Linked DNA regions of Mus musculus: region 1 is linked to region 2. The links are chromatin loops, found by intact Hi-C in ENCODE. Cell type or tissue: left cerebral cortex. All regions are shown on one strand. Each heading gives the region's core, and the rest is flanking DNA. Links, peaks and the distances in the headings are about the cores only.

What was found. Hi-C counts contacts between places; a loop is a spot of excess contacts. Peaks named below come from ENCODE experiments on the same cell type or tissue, not always from the same donor. Only the 100,000 strongest peaks of a DNase experiment are listed, where the experiment ranks them.
Region 1: a loop joins it to region 2, with 2.7 times the contacts of the local background. A loop is called at or near these places in 2 of 42 quality-filtered maps.

Annotation. Positions count from the first base shown.
Region 1 is chr5:8,223,393-8,226,309 of GRCm38, forward strand. All of the region lies in intron 4 of Adam22 (a disintegrin and metallopeptidase domain 22), which reads right to left. Among named protein-coding and RNA genes, the nearest start is that of Gm23993, 18 kb to the right of the region's middle. In left cerebral cortex, for the core only: no CTCF peak of the experiment used is centred there; a DNase peak (open chromatin) is centred at 1,107; H3K27ac peaks cover 209 bases.
Region 2 is chr5:8,308,166-8,311,082 of GRCm38, forward strand. The region is part of intron 3 of Adam22 (a disintegrin and metallopeptidase domain 22); the gene reads right to left. Among named protein-coding and RNA genes, the nearest start is that of Adam22, 59 kb to the right of the region's middle. In left cerebral cortex, for the core only: no CTCF peak of the experiment used is centred there; DNase peaks (open chromatin) are centred at 1,811 and 2,297; H3K27ac peaks cover 1,052 bases.

The DNA of each region.
Region 1 (2,917 bases), core at 122-2,621, 85 kb before region 2:
TGAAAAGATTAGTTTCAGAATTAAACTAGAAAAGCTCCTGCTGCTATATTAGACCTATGTACAAAACACAATTCGTTGGTGTTACTTTGTATGTATATGTGTATGTATATGTGTGTGTGTGTGTATGTGTGTGTATATATATATATATATATATAGAGAGAGAGAGAGAGAGAGAGAAAGAGAGAGAGAGAGAGAGAGAGAGAGAGAGAGAATGCCTTTTAAGACCTATATAAAAGATCTTGAATATTAACAAACGAAATAATTCTTTGGGCAGAGAAACTTTGCACTAAAGAAAAAATAAAAAAGGGACTCCCTACTAAAGCTTGAGAGCCAAGCTTGGGGACAGAACTCAAGCTGCCAGCAGCTGTCACTTTATTTTCTGTACGCCCAGCACTACGATACCTGACCTGGTAATGGGCCAATATATTTTCTTTAGAGTACAGAGTTCAGATGACTCGTAATCTTTATAAGTCCATTAAGGCAACTGATGCATTATACATGATGAGGGTCCTACAGCTACCTCGCTTTAGTCCATCAGAATAGGAAATTCACTTAATCCCCAAAGAATTCTTTTTTCTATAACTCAAGGAGAATCAAGTCATGAAACCGGAGACCTTCCTGAACCATGCTGATTACAGTATGGTCGAGGAGCATATGCTTGCACAAGCCTTCCAGAGAGGAAGTGTGCACCCCATCAAGCCCACAGAGGAGATGGGAAATACACAGATGCTTGGTAGTAGACAAATTGTACAGTGAGCTCACTGACCTGAAGAGCTAATGTGTGTGAGGGAGGACCAAACATTTTCTCCATCCCTTTATTAGATTTGTGCGGCTCCTTTGTGTGTTGAGAAGAAGGGAGAGGGTGGGGAAGGAGGGTGGGCATTTTAAAGCACTTTGGCAAGGATGTAATCAAATCTCTTCAAGTTTCTGGCAAGATGATGATATGTTTCAGCTTCATTACTCTTGCTCATAAAATTTCACATTTTCTCCAGATGCAGATAAATGTATATGTAGGCCTAAGATGGGCCGGAGAATGGAGCATGTGTCTGCCGTGTGCACAGCAGCAACATATTTCAGACACAATGGCTTGGAAATCACTACGCTCCCCTGTAATGAACAATGCACCATTGAACTTCTATAGAGAACAAAGCGGGGCTAAAAATAGACACACAAACAAATGGTTGAGAATATAGGGCATCCTTTGCAGGCATGTGGAATTCTTTGGAAGAATGGAAACTTTTTTAGAGAATAATTGAGACTCATCTGAGCCAATTACATCTCCACATTACAACTTACTAAATACAACTGTCAAAGGAGATGTTATTGAAATACTAGAGTCAGAAAAATTACATTTTAATTCCTCCACTATTATTGTTTCCAGAAAGCTCTGGACTCTGGTGGATAAAAACACAAATCCTACCACCAGGCTTCTTGACTCCAAATTCTTAGGCCAGTGTGTTCAACTCTGTGTCAGTTTCTTCACATGCAAACTGAAGATAACAAAGAAAAGACTACTTAATGCATGTGCAAAACCTGCCCACTAGTATCCAGTACATAGCACGTACTTGCACTACTCCAACTATAGTGAGTTCGTTCATTATTCCTCAGTCCAGTTATTAGTATTAGTGTCAGGTCATCATGTATCTTAGGTCAATATTAAGACAATAGGAACCCTGTAGTAGTAACATCAGCATTATAATAAGTATTAACTTGTAAAATACATAATTTGGGGGAATGTAAAACAAGAAAATAGTCTTTTTGTTTCCCTGGCAAGGTCTTTCTATGTAGCCCTCGATGATCTGGAACCCACTATGTAGACCAGGCTGGCCTAAAATCACAGAGAGCCACCTCTACCTGCTGGGATTAAAGGGGTATGCCACCATAGCTGCCCTAACCATCATACCATACCATTGAGAACAAGTGTTTCATTTACTGGAGAAAACATGCTAACAGTAGCCTCTCTGTGGGAGCACAATGGGATTATATTAGTTAGAAAAAGCCATTAACTCTCCCAAGCAACTAGCAATAAATAACTGGACTCATACTTACCCCCAAACCAAGACTTAGTTTGAAGCCTGAGTTATTAGAAAGTCAACTAAAGTTCACTTTTCCTACAGGACACTACTATATAGTGAATTATGAGTCAAAAAGAATCAGTGTCCCAAGATTCTAATTCACCAAAACTGTTTAGTCCAGCTATACTTTAATTCAGGATTTTAAAATACCTTTGGAAAATAGCATGGTTCTTGCACCTGTGGCCGAGAAAACTGAGTGTTCCTTTGGGCTCGATTCATCCGTTCAAACAACAATGTTTTAAAAATGAGTGTCAGGTCAAGCCCGCAGGACCCAAAGGACAAGGCTTCCAGGACCAGCCCTATTTGCCAGTAAGAGTGTTTCTGAATAAAAAGATACTAGAATTCAACCCCTCTGCCACCTACCATGAAGTTCAATTCAGTTATTTATTTATTAAATGGTCATAGATTAAACCTACTTTACATTTGTCATTTCGAAAGTCTACAGCTCATTCTTATAGAATCATTCTATTTGGTACACACACACACACACACACACACTCACACTCACATGTAATGATAGAGGGACTGATGCATGTCTGCAATGCCAGCACTGGGAAGATGAAGGTAACCAGAGTAGACATTTAATACCAACCTCAGTCACATACTGAGTTCAAGGCCAGCCAGGGTCACATGAGCCTCAGTTTCAAAAATTTAAAAAAAAATAATTTTTTTTCCTAAGAGCCAAGTGTATTAGCTCATGCTTGTAATCCCATCACTTGGGAAGCAGAAGTAGTAGACTCTTAACCACTCCTAAATTGAGATCCACTTGGGCCACATGGTGAGAGGTCCAGGTTACTGTGAGCTACACAGTGAGGCCTTGTCTTGATAAAGGGGACAGGGAT
Region 2 (2,917 bases), core at 298-2,797:
TTTTCAAAAGCATCCAAGTTCTTAACCTGAACATGTACTATTAAATATAAACTGGGGTAAGGTCTTAGCTTCACCACATATCCTACTGGTGATTTCTTTGTATTTACTTAAACACTGTCCCTCAGTTTACTGTTGTGAATTCTGAATACATTTGTACAACTCAAGTACCAGAGTAAGTGAGACGTCTTTTAAAAAGTGAGAGCTTGAGGTGGGCTGTGGTGATGCATACCTGTAATACCAGCATTCAGGAAGCAGAGACAGGAGGATTCAAGTGTGGAGCCAGCCTGGAATACACAGCAAGAACTCATGTCATAAAATGACAAACAGAACTTTGTAGATCTCCCTTATTTTATGGTTTAGTGCTCTTTACAGGGTTCATCACCATTATCTGATTATAGTCACAACTCAGGCCTGGTTTCACTGTGTCTGAAAGATGCTAACAGATGCATCAGTCAAATATAATAATAATTCATAACCAAAAACTTCAACATCTTAGATTAAACACGTTTCTCAATCACAGGAGTTCTCAGCACATCTAAACTAATGGACTAACAGCACAAAATGTCACAATAAAATCATCCAGTCTATGGCAGAGGAAGGGCCCTCTCAGTGAAGGCAATACAAAAGCCCTTCCTGAAACAGAAGACAGCATCCTAGACTGTAAGAAGATCCTCAAAGACTTTCCAGCCTTAAGATAGATCTTCCTTTTGTAGGAGTAGACAACCAATGACTGGTCCAGTGAGACCCAGGCCATGCAAGGGAGCCAAGCCCTGACACTACCTAGAGGATAGACACACAAAAGTAGGATAGAAACAAACAGGACTGACAAAAGGTAAGAGTGAAGATGGAGGGGAGGGGAGGGGAGGGGAGGGGAGGGGAGGGGAGGGGAGGGGAGGGGAGGGGAGGGGAGGGGAGGGGAGGGGAGGGGAGGGAAGGGAAGGGAAGGGAAGGGAAGGGAAGGGAAGGGAAGGGAAGGGAAGGGAAGGGAAGGGAAGGGAAGGGAAGGGAAGGGAAGGAAAGTCAAGTCAATGAAATGATTCCTAAACTCATAGATTCGTGTCTAGGCCAATTGTCATCAGAGAGGCTTCACCTAGAAACTGATGGAAACAGATTCAGAGACCCACAGCCAAAGAAGGAATCCTGTGGAAGATGGGAAGGAAGGCTTATAAGAGCCAGAGGGGTCAAGGAGACTACAAGAAAAACCAACAGCATAATCTAACCTGGGCTCATCGGGGCTCACAGAGACTGAACCTCCAACCAGGGAACTTGCCTAGGCCCTCCACATATATGTTACAGTTGTGTAGCTTAGTGTTCATGTGAGACGCCTAACAGTGGTAGTAAGGGCTGTTTCTAACTGTGCTTTGGGCCCTTTCCCTCTACTGGATTACCTTGTCCAGTCTTAATAGGAGAGGAGGTCTAGTCTCACGGCAACTTGATATGCCATGGCTGGTTGACATCCATGGTAGGCCTGTCCTTTTCTGAAGAGAAGTGGAGGAGGAGTGGATGGTGGGGGTGGGGGTGGAGACTGGGAGGACAGGAGGGAAGGTAAACCACAGTTGGGATGTAAAAGAAATAATAAAAAAAATTAAATCTGTATCTTCCTCAATTTCCCTAATGGGAATCTTCTGTATTCTCAAGCCTTGTATCTGCCTGTCTCAAGTCCACGCCGTCCATAGAGACCTAGCAACTCCAGAGCTAGAGGCTCCGGAAAGGCAACTTCCCAGCTCCACAAGGCCCTCTCCATACAAATCCAAGAGGCATACATAATAAAGAGTTTGTCCCAAAGTTCACCAATCTTAGAAACTTGCTTTAGGAACATTTAAAATAACTCAAAGAATGCCAGCTGCCCTTCAACAGTGACAAGTTGTTGGTGTTTAAGTTTCTGGAAATAGTTGTCTTTTCACTGACAGTATTCTTAAAGAGCAGCTATCTCCAAGGGGAGACTATATTCTGACTCCATTTTCAAATTTGAAAGTCAAATGTTCTCAACATCGTATTTAATTCTCACATTAACTCTGCCTTTTTTGAAAAATTCAAAAAGTGTGGGGTTATTTTTATTTACTTTTATTCTGTGTGCATGAGTGTTTTGCCTGCGTGTATGAAAATATAACACATGCATGTATTGCTCAGAGGTCAATGGAATTACATCCCATTATGTGGGTGCTGAGGACTGAATATGGGTCCTCTGCAAACGCAGCAAGCGCTCTACGCACTGGTCCAGGCCCTGAAAAAGTGATTAGTAGTGTCCGTCAAGCTTAAAGGAAGAAAGCCAAACGCATTTCCACAGAAGGTTTGAGTTGCGGCAGAAGCAGCGTACCAGTCCACCTGATTCCCAGTTATTGCCCCACTTGTGTTCCTAAGCACTCCTAAAGCCCTAAACTCTCTGCTTCACTTTCTCCTTCAGTAAATAGAATTATCATAAGGTTTAAATAATAATGAATAAAATGTTTCTGCAACCCAGGGAGCAATTGTAAACTGTTCCCTTCTTCCCTGGGTTAGAGCTGTTTAGCTTTCTGCCTATTAAAATCTCTTAAAGTTGTTTATTCTAAATCTCCTAAGACTCCCTGTTCCCCTCGGGGGCAGTCACAACATGCTTGCTGTAGCTGTCTGCCCTTTCCAAATAAAATGTTACAAAAACGTTATTGGGTTTTTCATGGTTTTTCTCTGCTCGGCTTTTCCTTCTGAGCCCTTGGTCACAGAAACGGAATAATTTCACAATGTGTGAAGCTACCGTGTTGGCAATGACGTGCACATTCCTGACAAAGAGCTGCAGGTTCTAACCAAAGGCTCCTACGCCTCCCAGGTTTGCATGCCCTCATTTCACCTAGGATGGTGTTTCTCTGATGCTGTTACTTTTTTTCCAGCCCAACCTCCTATGGAATGAATAATGTGTTGGGCTAAGATCAAGAAACAAGTG